3 separate regions of the Homo sapiens genome follow, and regions 1 and 2 are each linked to region 3. A link is a loop called in an ENCODE intact Hi-C map of the cell type or tissue named here. Cell type or tissue: dorsolateral prefrontal cortex. All regions are shown on one strand.

Region 1 (5,000 bases), 220 kb after region 3:
CTTCTACATCGTACTTGTATCCCATCTTCACTTACTAGCTGTGTGATTTGGGGCAATTTCTGTTTGTCAGTTTCTCCATCTGTGAAACAGGTATAATAACAGTATCCAGCACCCAGGGTCGTAGTGAGGCTTAAACAGTTAAATGTGTGTAAAATACCCAGCACAGTGCCTGGCACACAGGCAGTACTCGGTCAGTGTTAGCTAGTAGTAACAGGTCTCTTCTGAGACAGAGTAATTTCTTTTTCCATAAGCGACACTTTGGATAGATCAGAGAACTTTCTTGCCTGTTACACAGGCTAAGACACGTAAGATTATTCTACAAAGAAAACAGAAGCATCTCCTTCCTGGGACCCTTGTAGAAACTATTGTGTTTCAGGCAAAAATGATAATAAACATGTGTTGAGGGCCTACTGTGTGGTGGGCACTTCTGTGTGCGTCATCTCATGGAGCCCTGCTAGCCCTCTGCAGGTGTTTTCCTTTTATAGAAAAGGAAGCCCAGGCTCAGAGGAGGTTAAGTGCCTTGCCCCAGTTACAACTATGGTCCGAGCCTCCTCGCCCCTGCCTGCACCCGGCGACAGAAGATGGACAGACAGTATGACCTTCAGAAAACCTCTGTAACCCGAGGAGTCTCACCTGGGCTTGCTCAAGCCATCAGCAAAATGGAGATCTGAAAATAATCATGCTCCATTCAGAGTGTTTCTCTTCTCTCTCAGTAATACATTCTCCCGACATCCAGCAGAGCAGGGGGGTGGCCGGCCCAGGGCACTGACTGACATCTCTGAGCAGAGCTTTTCAGTGGACGGAGCGCAGACGGCATTGCGTCTGCAGAGGCCCGCGGGCAGGGTGATTGCTGGGCTCCCGCAAGAACAGGCGGTCCTTGGAGGCTTTTGACTCACACTTTGTAAATTGGTTTCATGCATGGGCTAACAGTGGGGGCCTGGCTAGATAATAGGATTTTCCAACACAGCTCTTTCCCCCTCATCTGCAGCCACCCAAATCTCCGTGCAGAGTGCCTGGAGGGGACGTGATGTGCTTGGCAGGGAGCGCCACGTCAGGCTCCACAGTCCTGGTTGGGGTGATGCGTGTCTAAGAGGCCATGGTTCAGAGCAGTGTCGGAGAGCAGCTTATGTGCTCCACAAGTAAGGATGGGGGGTGTCCCAGGCAGGCACCCACAGCCAAACCTTTCCATGGTGGGTGGGTGTGTGGGGGTTCTCAGGAAGTGCCAGGTCCTCAGGAAGCAGCCTGTGGGGCCAGGCTACTGCTCACGGCTGACTGCAGGGTACCACCAGCCTCGACTGTCCACAGCAAGTCCCTCCATGCCCAATCTGACCCAGAGGGAGGCACATCAGAGCCCAGAAGCCCAAGCAGCCCAAGGGCAACCATATCCCAGAAGCAGACATTCGTGAAAGTGTTGCTGGAGAAGCGTTCTCAGGAGAAATGGGGAGAAGGAAGGAAATAAGGATGTGGTCTGGGCCCGAGATCAGCTTCAGTCTCAATCCACCGGGAGCTTAGGAGCACAAATGATACCACAAGGTCAGGCTCACCTTGAGGCAAGGGGCCCGGTCTTTTTTCCCTACTGTCTGTTAGTCGGTCATCAGCTGTTGGCTTAGGGCAAGGGAACTGAGAAGGCATGTAGCTAGCCTCTGATGGCAGGCAGCTCCTACTCAGCTCAGGTGAATTATCCAGAGAAGGGGCAGCTGGGGGCTTTAGTGGCCAACACACACAGGGGCTGGGGGATGGGCTGCACCCATCCAGCAAAGGGGACTTGGGGGGGTACCAACATCCCTGCACCATGCCCATGGGAGTACAGCCAGGGCACAGCTCAGCTGGAATGCTGTCAAGAGCAGCCTGGTGATTCTGACTTGTAGAAAGCTAGAGGGCCGACGTGCCAGACAGCTGTACAATGGGCAGTGTCTGTGACAGCCTCAGCCATCCCCCAACACCCTTACGCTGACACTACAAAGCCAGTGATTCTCAAATCTGCCCTCTTATCTTTTCCCAGCAGGGCCACAGGGCTGCAAGTTTCATCAAGGGCAGCATCTGGGAGCCTCTGCCCAGGGCCCCTGAAGCCAGGGCCAGCCCCATCTGCACGAAGGCACACAGACACCTATCAGAGTTAGTCTGTGACGATCCAAAGCCTCCTACCCAAGAGCCTTTAATACAAGTTTGCTGCTGAAACACAAATATCCGCCTTCGATGCGGAAGAGAGATTAAATTAGGAACAATCTTAATTCTTTCTGGCAGAGGGAAGCGAGCGAGAGCTGTCAGTTCCCCAGTGATAGATTGTTAAGGAAATCCAGGTTTAAAGGCATTTCATAAGTTTGCTTTTGCCTGCTAATAAAGAGAGTCAGCTAACGGAATCCGATCACCAGGCGAGATCGTAATGAGATAATGCAATGTGTTCCACAGAGACCCAGCCAGCTCCTTGAAATTCCTCCGAGAGAGTTTCTGAAGTACCACGTTGTGACAAGGAAGGAAAAGTAAGAGGAAAAGAGAGAAGGGGAAATGGGCATAATTAGCCAAGTAGATTAGGTGATTCAACAAAGGTCATACGGTCTCAGCAGGCTGAGGGGCTGTGATATTTATCACCTACCTCCCACCTGCTTCTTGGTCTCCTGGCCTGCGTGCTTTCTCAGTGAGACGAGCAAGCTCAGACTCATGTTCCTGGAATATGCAGAGATTGGAGGCCTGATCACAAGCAAGGTGCCTGGAGTCCTCACCTGGTAGCTGGGAGTGGGCCTCAGCGGAGTCTCTTCCAATACCCCAAGGGTTTGAGGGAAGGGGCTGTGTTCTGAGGGACCCTCAGCCTAGGCTTGAGGTCACTCAGCCCCACGTCCAGCTGGCTGTCAGCTGCGCACTGAGTGTTCAGGTTGGGTGGCTGCGATAGCTTGGGCTCTGCTTTAAAGGTGTTTGGCCCCTGCCCTGGGGGTTGTTCTGGGGCTGAATTACACCCTGGGTTTATGCCGTGGTCTGGGCTGGGCTAACTCTGTGTGTTCACCTGGACATCAATGGTCAACCTATTTGGCAAACCAGAAAAGCAGACTCATCCACATGCAAAGAAAATGTAATTCCGGGCTTAAGGCAATAAAATAAACTTCCAAACTCCTATTTACTATTTCAGCAAGCTCAGCCCCCACACCCACTCGGCTCTTGTCACCACCCTTGTAGGCATGGACCACCTTTTTTTGTTCTAAAGGACTTTGAGAATCTGAAGGCTATGAAAACCTCTTTCCAGAAAAAGTGCAGATACACATAGACACCAAGTTGTCATGTAATTTTAGGGGCTTACAGATCCTGATCCTGAATCCTAGCTTTCAAAACTCTGGAGAGGAGGGGGTGATCCTCTCTTTGGTGCACCCTGTGCAGACAGATGCAGCCCAGGCAGGAGGCCGTCTGGAGCTGGTCCGGCCCTAGAGACAGGGAGGGCAGTTGCATTTCCTGTACTGCCCAGATTGTGTTTCCAGGCCTCTGGGTATCTGGGGTGAAAGAGAAGCCAGTGGCCAGCAGGGCAAACAGTGGTGACCGTGGAGGCAAGAAGTGAAGGCCAGGGATGGTGACTCGCAGGTGCAGGTGGCAGCCCACATGATTGTCTCTTATCTTGTGGGATCTGTCACCCCCCCTCTGTTCCCTAAATGGCCCAGTAGATGGTCCCTTGGAAGGAAAAGGGCTTTTGTACATGCTTGGAAGGCAGCACAGAGTAGGTGCTGGGAGACCAAGTCCTCTGCTATAGCCAGAGGGAGAAAACCCCAAGGGACAGAATGGTGCTGGCTACATGGGAGAGGTAGAGGTAACTGAGGCTCTGGAGCCTGGAAGGACTCCCAGAGGGAGGATGGGTATGGGGTATTGGAGACTGCTCACTTCCTGCCCGGGGACTGGAGGGACTCTGAGCTGACTGTATCCATAAGTTTAGACACAGCCGTTGGCGTTGCTGCCTAAAAGGGGCTTCTTTCTCTCAGTGATCACTAATGTATCGTGTCCCTGTAATTGTGTATTGTATTTTGGCGTTGGTGCATCCAGAGGAGATTGGAAATCCAGATCGAACCCTCTGTCCCTGGCAGGACATCCATCACACACTGAGGGGACTGGGTAAGGTGAGGGAAAGGGGCAGAAAGTCAGGGGGTGCTCAGATGCAACCAGAAAAAAGTGGGGAGCCAAGCAGGGGAGGATTTTCTCTGGATCTCGGAAACCTTTGTGGCCCAGTGCCCGGCTAGCAATGCTTACACTGCTCATGTGTCTGGACTTGCAGAGAGGATCAGGGTGTGGGGAATGGGGGCCCTGGCATCCCAGGGGCCTAGACTTGTCTCTCAGTCATTCAATGACGAGCATTACTTGGGTACCATCTTATGCCAGATACTGTTCTAGGCACTGGGGATACCACAGGAAACAAAATAGACCACGTTCTTGGAGTAGGTATGCTAGTGGAGAGGCTCAGGCATGGATCCTGGTCTGCACATGTGGGGACCAGATGCCCCACCATCACCAGATAAGCTCCCCAGCCTCCCGCTCTTGCAGGGTGATAGGATAGACCCTTCCTCAAAATGGATCAGGGGAAGAGCTACAGGGCCTCTGGCCCCCATCCTCCCACCTCCATCTCCTTGAGCTAAGAAGACAGACATCAGGGTCCATCTCCTTCCACCACCCACCTCACCAGGGTCTGGGTCTGGCTCTGGCAGGACTCGCTGAATGGGCTGTGGCTTGTCACTTCCCTCTCTGCTCCTTGGCATTCTTAACTCTAAGATGAGGCTAATGACACCAGCTCCAGGTGTCATCACATCACCAGAATTCTATTAGGACCATGGAACCCACAAAAAGTCTGGTCGGAGAAGAGACTTCAGGAATCCTTGAGCCCAATGGCCTCATTTATATAAGAATAAACCAAGGTCCGCAGTGGCTCCTACTGAGATCTTGTCTTAGAACGCTCCTGATGGATGAGAGGCTCTTTGTAAACATGAGGGGTTGTTTTGCTACTTTTGCTATTTTTCATTTGAGGTCCACTGGCT
Region 2 (5,000 bases), 95 kb after region 3:
TGGGTGGTGGGGACTGAAGGAGAGAAGGGGGAAGCAGCATTTAAGCAAATATTGAAGAATAAATCAGATTTGGCAGGTGTATAGAGATGAAGGAACTGCATTAGGCCTGACGTGGCTTCGGACGAATGCCTGGAACAACCGGTGGGAAGTTCAAGATGTTCCAACCTGGTATGTTTTTCCCACCCTTGACACCTGGAATAGGAGGTGGAAGGGGAGTAGGAGCCTGCTTCAGAGCAGAGCTCAGTTCCCCAGGCTGGTCTGGAGCACAGAAATAGCAACGGCAGCAAGTGGACACCTGGTTCCCTTACCCTGCATCCCATCAGCACACATGTCCCCGTCACGACGTGCAGTCCACAACATTCATCTGCTTCGGTTGATGGCAGCATCTCCACCTTGCCACAGGCTGGTCTTAGCTAACTCCTTGCACTGACTGCTTGGCATCTTTAGTCTAAGCAACTGCTCAGTGGACTCAGTGTTCCTGCTTTCTGATAGCCTGCTGGGAATTGTGCAAGAATGGTCTGTGCATTTGTCAGTAAGTGTTAGAACTCCTCATGTGTATCCCCGGCTCCCAAGTTGGACCTTTTGCTCTTGGAGGAGGAGGGTCTGTTCTCCATTTTCTCTGCTAGTTCTCTGCAGCAGGCCTGAAATAAGTGATACTGAGCAATTGATTGGAAAAAAGAAAGTTCCTGTGGTTACGGTGCACCCAAGCTAATGCTTTCAAATTGAGTGTGGGTAAACTTGGAGAGTGTGGGTTAGACTCGGAGCAGAATCATCTATGAGTTGATCCCAGTGACACATATAGAAGATTAAATGTTGGGGTAAGGAGTGATAAAAGTGGAAAACATAGTGACATTTTCCTATTACTTTCTCAGATGAGACTTTGTCTTAGGAGGTTGTATGGGGGTAGAAGTAAGAAAATTATTTGAAGCTGACAGATCTGAATTTAGTGTCTGTTACTTACAAGTTGATTGATTTCTGCAAAATTCCTTTAACCCAGTGGTTTTCAGCTGGAGGTGATTTCACACTCAGAAGGCATTTGGCAATGTCTGCAGACATATTTAGTAGTCACAACTGTGTGTGTGTGTTGTGGGGGGGGGGGTAGTTACTGCTGTCATCAAGTGGGTAGAGGTCAGGAATGCTGCTAAACGTCCTACAAGGCATAGCCAGCGCCTGCTCAACAAAGAATCATCTGAACCAACATGTCAGCTAACGTTGAGAAGCCCTGCTGAGCATATTGAGCCTCTGTTTCCTCATCTGTAAATTGGGGTGAAGAGCAGCAAGCTAGAAGGATTAAATGTAGTAGGGGTGATCCCTGGAACATCGTAGACCCTCCACACAGTTCCTTTTGGTCCCCTCTCAAGGCACTTCTTCTTTCTGGGTGTGGAGAAGTTGGGGAGAATTCAAAAGTATTGCCAAGCTAATTACAGGGCAGAGAGTCACGTTCTGAAGGAACATGAAAAGTACTGGGATTCTTTAGCCTGAAGAAGAAAGGTGGCTTAAAGGTGATTTAATAATAGTGTGAAAGCCTAGGAAGGGTTATTATTTAGGGGAAGATAATCCACTGCTCTCCATCTTCACTGAGGAATGAAAATGAGCCCTGAGCAGGGTGGAATTGGGCTGGATATGAGGCAGGACTTCCTGCCTGTGGAGGTCCTCTGAAGAAAGAGGCTTGATGGCTTTATGTGTGTGGGAGGAGCTGTGGGCATGGCAGAGGCTGGTGTGTGTAGGGAAGCACAATGCTGAGGACAGCTCTGTCTCTGCCCTTAAGGAATTCATAGATTAGTCTGGGGTATATGGGGAGTGATGCAAATGCCACAGGCAAAGGGCTCCAGGAGGCCAAAGGTTTAGGGGATAAGAGAAGGAAGAGGAGGAGAGGCAGGATTTGAAATGGATCCTGAAGATATGTCAGATGTGGGCAGATGAAGAGCAGAACCAAGAGGCAGGGGAGGTAGGCGGGAGATGGGAAGATGTGGCTGTGTTGGAGGATCAGTGGTGAACCCTCCAGGAGATCTGGGCCAGATCATGGGTGCCCGGGGATGCCAGGTGAGGGGTTGTCCTGTGTTCAAAGGGGCAGGGGTCTGGGCAGGAGAACGCTTTCTGGAAGCTGTGTAGTTTGGGCTGGAGGCAGCCTGTGGGGCAGGAAGGGCGCTGAGAACTGCGGCCTGAAGACTTAAGTCACAAGAGAGAGGTGATGAGTGTGGCAGCAGCTGGCAGGGTGCGGGTACATCCTCTCTGGGGCCTGATTTCCTGGGTGGGACTCTGGTCTTTGGTAGGCAGGTTGCTCCAGGTAGGCAGATTGGCTCCAAGCGGGGCCACCCGCTGCTCGCAGCACCCTGGAGCCCATCCCGAGTGTGGGGTCCCTTCCTCTCCACTCTGGAAACCTGGGGCACAGCTGGCCGCCCTGATGCCACCGACGGCTCTGCTGCTGCAGGGACTCTGCTTGTGGGGGTGTGCGAGGCCCACTCCGGCTGCCCTGGGTACCTGTTCTCCCTTGGTGTTTCCTCTGTGCTTCCTGCCGTTGCCTGTCTGGTGCCGAAGCCGGCTGGGCTGCCCCCCTCAGTGGTGATGCTGGTGGAAAGGGGGTGTAGGAGTAAAGGCAGGAGCCGGGGGGTGGGGCCTGGGGACGCAGAACTATCTAGGCTTAGTAGGGCTGCTGACAAAGTCCCCCATCTTTGCCTGCCACATCTGTCTCTGAGTCTACACAGACCCCTCCGCCACTGATAGTGCCAAGCCCCTCCAGGGCTGCTCCTGCACCCCCCAGCCTCCGGCAACAGGCAAAACAGACTGCTCTGAGCAGTGGCTGCTGCTCCCCGGGGTCCATCCGAGCACCGGCAGCAGCACAACTTGGCAGCCGGCACAGCCCCGGGCAGGAAGCTCCTGCAGGGGGACTCCGCGGAGGCCTGGGTGAGAGGGGAGGGGCTGCAGTGAAAGGCCTGTGAGTTAGGGTGGCCCTAAGGGAGGACTTTCTGGCCCTACATGGAAGTTGGTGCAGTGCAGCGTCCCCACCACCAGACGGTGCATGGGCGCCTCCTAGGGACCTTGGCAAACACAGATATTCCCAGGCCCAGCCACACCTGCCGAGTCAGGATTTGGGGGCATTGGGCAGAGCTCCACCTACCCTCATGTCCAGGAGGCCAAGCCCTTTGTCCCCTCAGAGGACACCCGTTCAGAGGCACTCTTCTCTGACATGGGACAGCAGCTGCGGACGGTTGCTGGAGGCAGTCTGATGCGCCTCCGCGTTAGGAAGATTGGGGTTTGTTCCGGGTCTGTGATATTAGTTCTGGGACTATTGTCAAGGTGCAAAACTGTACCGAGCTTCATTTTCTTTATGTGTAAATGAAGCTGTCAGTACCTATTCTACAGGATTACTTTGAGGATCAGTGAAATAGTGTAGTGTCTCTACATGGTTGGTTTTTAACAATTAATATTCTTTCCTTTTCCGTGCCCCAGGGCCAGGACTCCAGTGAGCCCAACCTGGTGTTTTCCAGTGTTTTCAGGAGGCATTCATTCTCAGGGGCCCACCTGGGCTTGTGGAAGCCCGAGAGTGTGTATCTCCTTGAATTTTGCACCCTGGATGCCTTCCTTGCTCACCCTGGACCCAGCCCTGCCCTGCTTTTGAGCAATTTGTATTCTTGGTTTAACAAAGTGTGGAGAGGACCCTCAAGGATCTCAGAACCTACTGGATGAGGCAGGAAAATAAAAAGACACAGAGTGTGCTGTGTGATCAGCAGAGATGAAGGTAAGTCTGGGAGGATGGGGACCTGGGGCAGCCTCTAGCCCCGACAGGGGAGGGGGCCAAGATGATCAAATTAAGGGAGACAGGGAGGGGGCTGAGAAGGTGACAGCAGAGCCAAGATGAGCAGATGAACCAGCATGAGTTAACTAGCATCACAGACTCTCCTGTAATGGGATCCCAGCCCGGTTAATCTCCACCATGGGGAGGACATTTGGCCTGTGCCCACTCTGAAAGCCTACGGTTATGCCTATAGGATGCCAACCACTTGCACAGAGAGCACAAAGCTCACCAGATGCTTCCAAGGCTCAGAGGGCTGGCCTCACACTGGTGCTGGCCCACATTAGCTAGCACGCGGCAGTCCCCGGGGGGTCTGGGAAGATCCCCACCGAGGGGCAAATTCCCCTAGTCACCCTACAGCAAGCCCATTAACTTCTTGTTCCTCGGGGAGTGAAGGCACTGTGATTGTGAGTCATGCCACTCCCCAATTATTTTGAAAGAAAGCTTCCTTAGTGAAGGAGGAGAATTACAGAGCAGCGCCAGCGTTGGGGAAACATGCTCAACTTCCAGCAGTCATTCCCGCTCGCCTCCTTTCTCTTTGCTCGAGGTGCGTATGACAAGAGCTTCCAAACAGCTTAAGCACAGGAAACTCTGGGAGTGTGTGTGTCTATATCTGAGCGACTTTCATCTCTCCATAGGTTCAGTCTGTCTGCAAAGCCTCCCTTGTCAGCAGCTGGCGAGGCAGCTCAACAATAGAATGATGCTTGTTTCACCGCTTCCAACTGAGCTCCCTCGCCAAGCTCTCTCCCTCCAGCACAGAGAGGTGCATCTGCAATAGACCTGAGGGCTGGTGGTGGGGTCTTCAGCAATGTTTTTTCCAGCTTGATGCTCAGCCCAGAAAGAGCCTTTCCTCTCCACCTGCTGCCACAGAGCCCACCACCACCTCTGGCTGCTGCCTTGTAGAAATTCCAGCTAGCTCCAGTGGAAATCTCTGGGCTGGTGATAAATGCACAGTGGGGCAAGGCTGCCTGGGGATGGGGAGATTGTAGAAAATGACTTCTGGAGTCCTCTCCAGACTTCCATCATTAGGACAATTGTTCTCAGGGGCTTTGAAGTCTCTTGCTGTTTTGCGCCATTTTCTTTCTATAGTAATGGTCAGATTCTTCAGGGCTAGAAAGAGTTTGAAGGCCATCTGGTCCACTCTCATTTCTCTCCCCTCCAATGCCTTCTTCTCTCCCCTTTCCATGTTTAAATCTCCTCTACAAGT
Region 3 (5,000 bases):
CAGCACAGTGGGGACATCTCCCGTCTCAACAGCCCCAGGCCTATGGGGGCTCTGGAAGGATGGGCCAGCTTGCAGGGGTTGGGGAGGGAGACATCCAGCTTGGGCTTTCCCCTTTGGAATAAACCATTGGTCTGTCACTTCTCTTGTATTGAATGACCATTTCCCTGAGGGTCCCCAGAGGAACAGGCTGCAGTTCTTCTGAATGCACTTTTTCCCTCTGATGAAGGCACGGTCATCTTCCTGCTCTCCTCTCAGAAACGTGGCTCCTTTGAAACTCCCTTGACCTCCCTCACCCTGTCTGGGACACAGGGGGTGCAGTGCAGGAACCTGGGCCTCAGGGAGGCACGCCTTGGCTAACAATGAACACAGGGAGAATGACAGTGGGGTGTGGGCCTGGGGATATGCTCAATACCTTCTGCCATGCTCAGACCTTCTGGCCGGCCCACCCTAGAGTTCCCAGGGGGAGAAGGGCCCAGAAGTGGCTGGGAGCCAAGCACTCTGGTGCTCAGACGCAGGCTGGAGTGGAAGTCCACTGGAGGCTTCAGACCTGAGGGCCTTCTCAGTGCACAGAGGGCCTTCTGGGAAGGAGAGCTCCCCTTTGAGGCTGGCAGGAGGGTCAGGCTCCTGAAGACAGCATCATCCTGGGCTTGGGGGACGGAGGAAAGGGAAAAGGCCTTCCAGTCCCTGGAAACTCAGAGAAGCCTGGAAGGAGAGTCAGGGAAGTCTTCCTGGAAGAGGTGAGCAAGCCAGGAGGAGGCATGATGGTAGAGAGGGAAGAGGGTGTCAAACAACCACATTCTTTTTCCTGGTGTGGCAGGGACACCCGGGCCCCTCTGTTCTCACTGTTCTTCCTCACTCTGCTCCCCACCAGGGGCCTGATGACATCAGGGGAGCAGTCCCTCTGTCCTAGTAAAAGTCCCTAAGCAAGCTGGCTGCTGGTCCATCGTGGAGGGACAACACTCTTCCTTCCTCCTCTCCACGCTGCTGGGCCAGGGAGCTTTAGGAGCCAAGCAGCCAGGCTTGCCACGAAGGGGCTCTTGGGATTGAGAAAGTGAGGGAGAAATGGCAGAGAAGAGAGAGAAGGGGGAGACAGGAGGGTAAGGGTGAGAAAGGAAAGGAAGGAGAAGGGGCCAAGTGTGTCCATGGAGGACCTTCCAGCACTGTCAAGAAGAGAGACCACAAGTTGGACCCACATGCTTTGGCCACCTGGGTGGTGTTCTCCCTTGGGAGCTGGGACTGCAGAGTGTCCCTGGGGTTAGTTGCTGCTCCCTACAGCCCCCTGCCCTGGGTGCTGGTTCCCTACGTGGTGCCCCAGCAGGTCCACCTCTGTGGGCACCGTGCCCTGCAGCCTCCTGGCCCTTCTTGAGGACCCTGGGGTTGTGATGGTGATAAGGACCCATTCCTGGGCTCCAGAGATGCCCGGACTCTCAGAAAGACCCTGGCCACGAGAGGCTCCCAGTTCTCCAGGCCCTGCCCTAAGCCTACCAGCTCCAGAGAAGGGGAACTGGATGGGACACCAGGTCTGGCTAAATTCCCCTGTGGGGGCAGCCAGGCCCTTGCCTGTCCCATGCCTGGGCTGCACCAGGGGCTGCACCTGCTGCACAGAGGCTGGCTGGTGGGATGTTGGGAAGACCGCTGTGTCAGGAGGCCCAGGGCTGTGCTGGGAACTGGGCGGGGACGTCGCTGAGCATCACACTCTCCCCATCAATCCCCACCAGGTCCATTATCGTCTGAGCTGTGATTATAAAGCAATCAGGGAAATCCTTTCTTCCCAGTTCTTGAGAATGCCTCTGTCCCCAGCATGAGTGAGAATAGGAGGTTTAATCCTCCTATTAGGGAGGAAGGAGGGGGGCAAGGCTCTATATCCACTTCTGTTCCTCTCAGACCCAGACAGTCCTGGCCCATGCTCCCTTGTCTCCTGCCCTCTCCCAGCTCTGGGCGTTGGGTGATTCTCAGAGGTGTGGGTAGCCCCCTGGCAGACCAGCGAGGAGGGAGGCAGCAGAGGGGCTCAGCAGGGAGCTCTGGCAGGGTAGTTGGGAGCCCTGAGTCTCATCCAGGCTCTGTTGCTTGGCTGTGTGATCTGGGCTAATTGCTTGCCCTTTCTGGGTCTGACCTTCTCCATCTACAAAATGAGGTGTATTCATTGGATCATTTCTGGGGTTCTTTCCCAGCTCCAACAGCCTGTGAGGTGGAGACCACAGCAAAAGGAGGGTTGGAAGGGACAGGAACATTGAGCTTGGTGTCAGGTTGGGAATCCACCATCAGACCTGGGCTGATAGGCAGGCAGGTTGGACTCCCAAATCTCCAAGGCTCCCTGTACCCAGCCCCGTGCCTCTCCTTTCCTTTAGACCCTGTCAGGGGCATGGGTCCCCATCTGAGAAGCCTTCTCTGTCCAGGACGGGGGAAGGCTGGAGACGCAGGAGCTTCTGAGCTCTGCTCTGGGCCTCAGGACCTGCTGGAATGTGGACTCCGTGATAGCAGGGGTTATTCCATCATGTTGTCCTAGAACAGTGCCTGGCACGTGGGCGGGCCTTGGAGGCTAAGAAGCAGTTAACTGGGAAGAGGAAGTGGGAGAGGAAGGTGAAAAAATCAAAAGGGGAGCTGGAAGGCATCCAATAATGGGTGCCTGGTACATTTCATTGTGTGGAGAGCTGAGGCATAGGCTTCTGAGGGCACTGTGTGGAGCTGGAGCCACACTGTCAGGGCCAGAATCCTGGCTGCACTGCCCATCAGCTGTAAGACCAGGGCCAAGCTGCCCACTCTGTCTGAGCTTCAGTGGGGATAACATCTTAAAGGACTGCTGTGAGCAACAAAAAACTGCAAAGAACCTGGTTTAGCAAGGGCCCAACAGTTGAGAGATTATACTATTATTATTGTGGAATTAACAACAAAGACAATGACGACATTTCAACCTGGGATGAAGCTTGATTTCCCCTCTTTTTGGCCTTCTGCACTTGGTGGAGAGTCACAGGGTGGAAGCTGCTGGGCCCAGCCCTAGGACCCGCACCAGGGCTCCTGCAGTTCTGAGGCACGGCCAGCAGGTGACAGCATTTCACTGCAGTGAGTGGGCGCCAAACTCCTGCCCCAGCCCGGGCCGTCAGGACTGGGTCCCAGGGCCCTTCTACAAGGTGAGCCTCTCTCTCTCTCCTCCTTCCCCCACTTCTGTATTAGCTGAGTAGGCCCTTCTGTCCTAGCCTGTAGAATATATGACCCCAGGACAGCAGTCCCCTGGTCTGAGCAGCAGATAGGGGCTTACTGCTCACCCCACCAGACCTTGCCTAACCTGGCATGGAATTCTGCAGAAGGGGCAGGCTTCCCTTATGTGGGTGCCACCTTTGGGTTCCCTCTGCAGGTAGCTGGCCTGAGGAGGGGGCTGGGTGGGCACAGAAGGCTCAGTTTTGCAGCCCCCAAAGAGGGCTTGCATGAGTCGGACAGGGCTCTACCCAAGGCAGCTCTTGGTGAAGAGTGAGACAGAAAGCCAGAGTCCTCAAAGTCCAAGGGGGAGGGGACACTGAGGGGCTGCGAACTGCCAAGCTGCTTGACTCTTGTCCCCCTTCCGTGTCCCGGCTACGACATGGGGACCTTTGTCCCTGCCTCCTGATGGACCATGGAGAGAGGTCAGAAGGGTAACAGGTGGGACCCCAGGAATGCCTGTCCAGAGGGGCGGGGGCTGGATGGCTGAGGCAGGGCCATCTCATATCCCACCTCCCTTTCCCACCAAACCCTCAAATCACCTCCCAAGAGTGACCCAGACAGTTTTATCTTTCTGAGTATTGACTATTAAGGTTGAAAATGATCTGTTGTTCAGCCACAGAAACAAGGAAGATAAACACTAATTGCTTGGTGAATGTGCCAACTCCTGGCTCCTAATTCATCACCTTGCCAAGGCAGAGGCTAAGAAGAGGCAAAGGAGTGGGGAGGGGGTGAGGAAACTTGGGAACCAACAGACTCTCTTGCAAGATGTGGCAGTGGATGGGTGACCTCAACCCAGCGGATGAGGATGGTGCCTGGGATCCCTGAAGCTCCCCAGGAAGGACAGGGAGCCAGGTGAGGGAGGGAGGAGAGGTCTTTGGCCGGGCTTATCGTTATCAATACATTCATCCCAAGTGGACATATAACGTGTTTCCTCGTTGGCCTTGAGGTTGGCTCTGGTTAGCAAATTCTGCATTTTTCTGAGGTTGGTCCCATTATCATGTTAAGATCCTGAACTGGCTGAATTGAGGGGCTGCAAACCCTGTTACGGATTGGTAACTTGCAGGATTCAGATCTGGCTGTGGAAGGTGGAGCCCTGAGAGCTTGTCTGAGAAGGAGGCGGCATATTCTTTGAGGGTGAGGTGTGGGTCTTTGATGGTTCAGGTGTGGACCTGCCTGGAGTGGGGACTGCACTAGGTGACCTGAGCCCAAGACTGGGGGCATTGTACAGGCCTAGGGGGGAGAGAGGTGCACAGATACCTGATGAGGAGCAGGAATGGAGGCGTGGCTCGGGGGAGGCCTGCATTCATTCAGATTTTTGTGTTGGACCAAGATCTAAGCACAAGATATAGGAGACACAAGCTGCCTCTCTGCATGAATTCACAAGACTGGGCCTGTGAGCTGATCCAGAAGGTGATCAGAGCGTGCAGGGCCCAAAACGGTGATGAGGAGGCATGTCCCCTGAGGAGGGGACAGCTGTGCTGAGAGTGAGTTGAGAAGATCTGGGGGGACCTGAGTGAGTTCTGCATGTGTGAGAAAGGCAGGGCAGGATCATGCCGGGCTACATAGGGGCTGAGCTTTACCGTAAACACAGTGACCACCTCCATGGGAGGGTGAGTAATCAGATCAGTGCTCTAAGAAGAGGACTCAGGAATGAACCGAGGTGAAGCAAGAGTGGAGGCCCAGGTGCGCTATACTGGTGGCTTGAGACATCATTGATGGGACCGACTGTGGCAGGTGGAGACGCTGGTGGCATTGCAGGTGCAGGAGCAAGCAAAGACACAAGCAGGATGTGCAGAGGATGCAGG

Evidence for each region. Peaks named below come from ENCODE experiments on the same cell type or tissue, not always from the same donor. Only the 100,000 strongest peaks of a DNase experiment are listed, where the experiment ranks them.
Region 1: it touches region 3 in a loop (3-fold over the local background); 3 of 110 quality-filtered maps call a loop at or near these places.
Region 2: a loop joins it to region 3, with 5 times the contacts of the local background. A loop is called at or near these places in 21 of 110 quality-filtered maps.

Annotation. Positions count from the first base shown.
Region 1 is chr11:119,888,520-119,893,519 of GRCh38, reverse strand. No RefSeq gene overlaps it. Among named protein-coding and RNA genes, the nearest start is that of LINC02744, 100 kb to the left of the region's middle. RefSeq lists an enhancer at 571-4,499. In dorsolateral prefrontal cortex, a CTCF peak has its summit at 1,945; DNase peaks (open chromatin) are centred at 799 and 1,879; H3K4me3 peaks cover 1,273 bases; H3K27ac peaks cover 3,011 bases; H3K27me3 peaks cover 875 bases.
Region 2 is chr11:120,011,433-120,016,432 of GRCh38, reverse strand. No RefSeq gene overlaps it. Among named protein-coding and RNA genes, the nearest start is that of LINC02744, 19 kb to the right of the region's middle. RefSeq lists an enhancer at 1,911-2,516. In dorsolateral prefrontal cortex, CTCF peaks have their summits at 2,840 and 3,039; DNase peaks (open chromatin) are centred at 3,012 and 4,501; H3K4me3 peaks cover 422 bases; H3K27ac peaks cover 4,835 bases; H3K27me3 peaks cover 317 bases.
Region 3 is chr11:120,106,423-120,111,422 of GRCh38, reverse strand. It overlaps TRIM29 (tripartite motif containing 29), which reads left to right. Exons shown (of 9, transcript NM_012101.4): 9 at 1-137. Among named protein-coding and RNA genes, the nearest start is that of TRIM29, 29 kb to the left of the region's middle. RefSeq lists an enhancer at 2,927-2,976. In dorsolateral prefrontal cortex, a CTCF peak has its summit at 3,030 (motif pointing right); DNase peaks (open chromatin) are centred at 3,052 and 3,408; H3K27ac peaks cover 1,685 bases.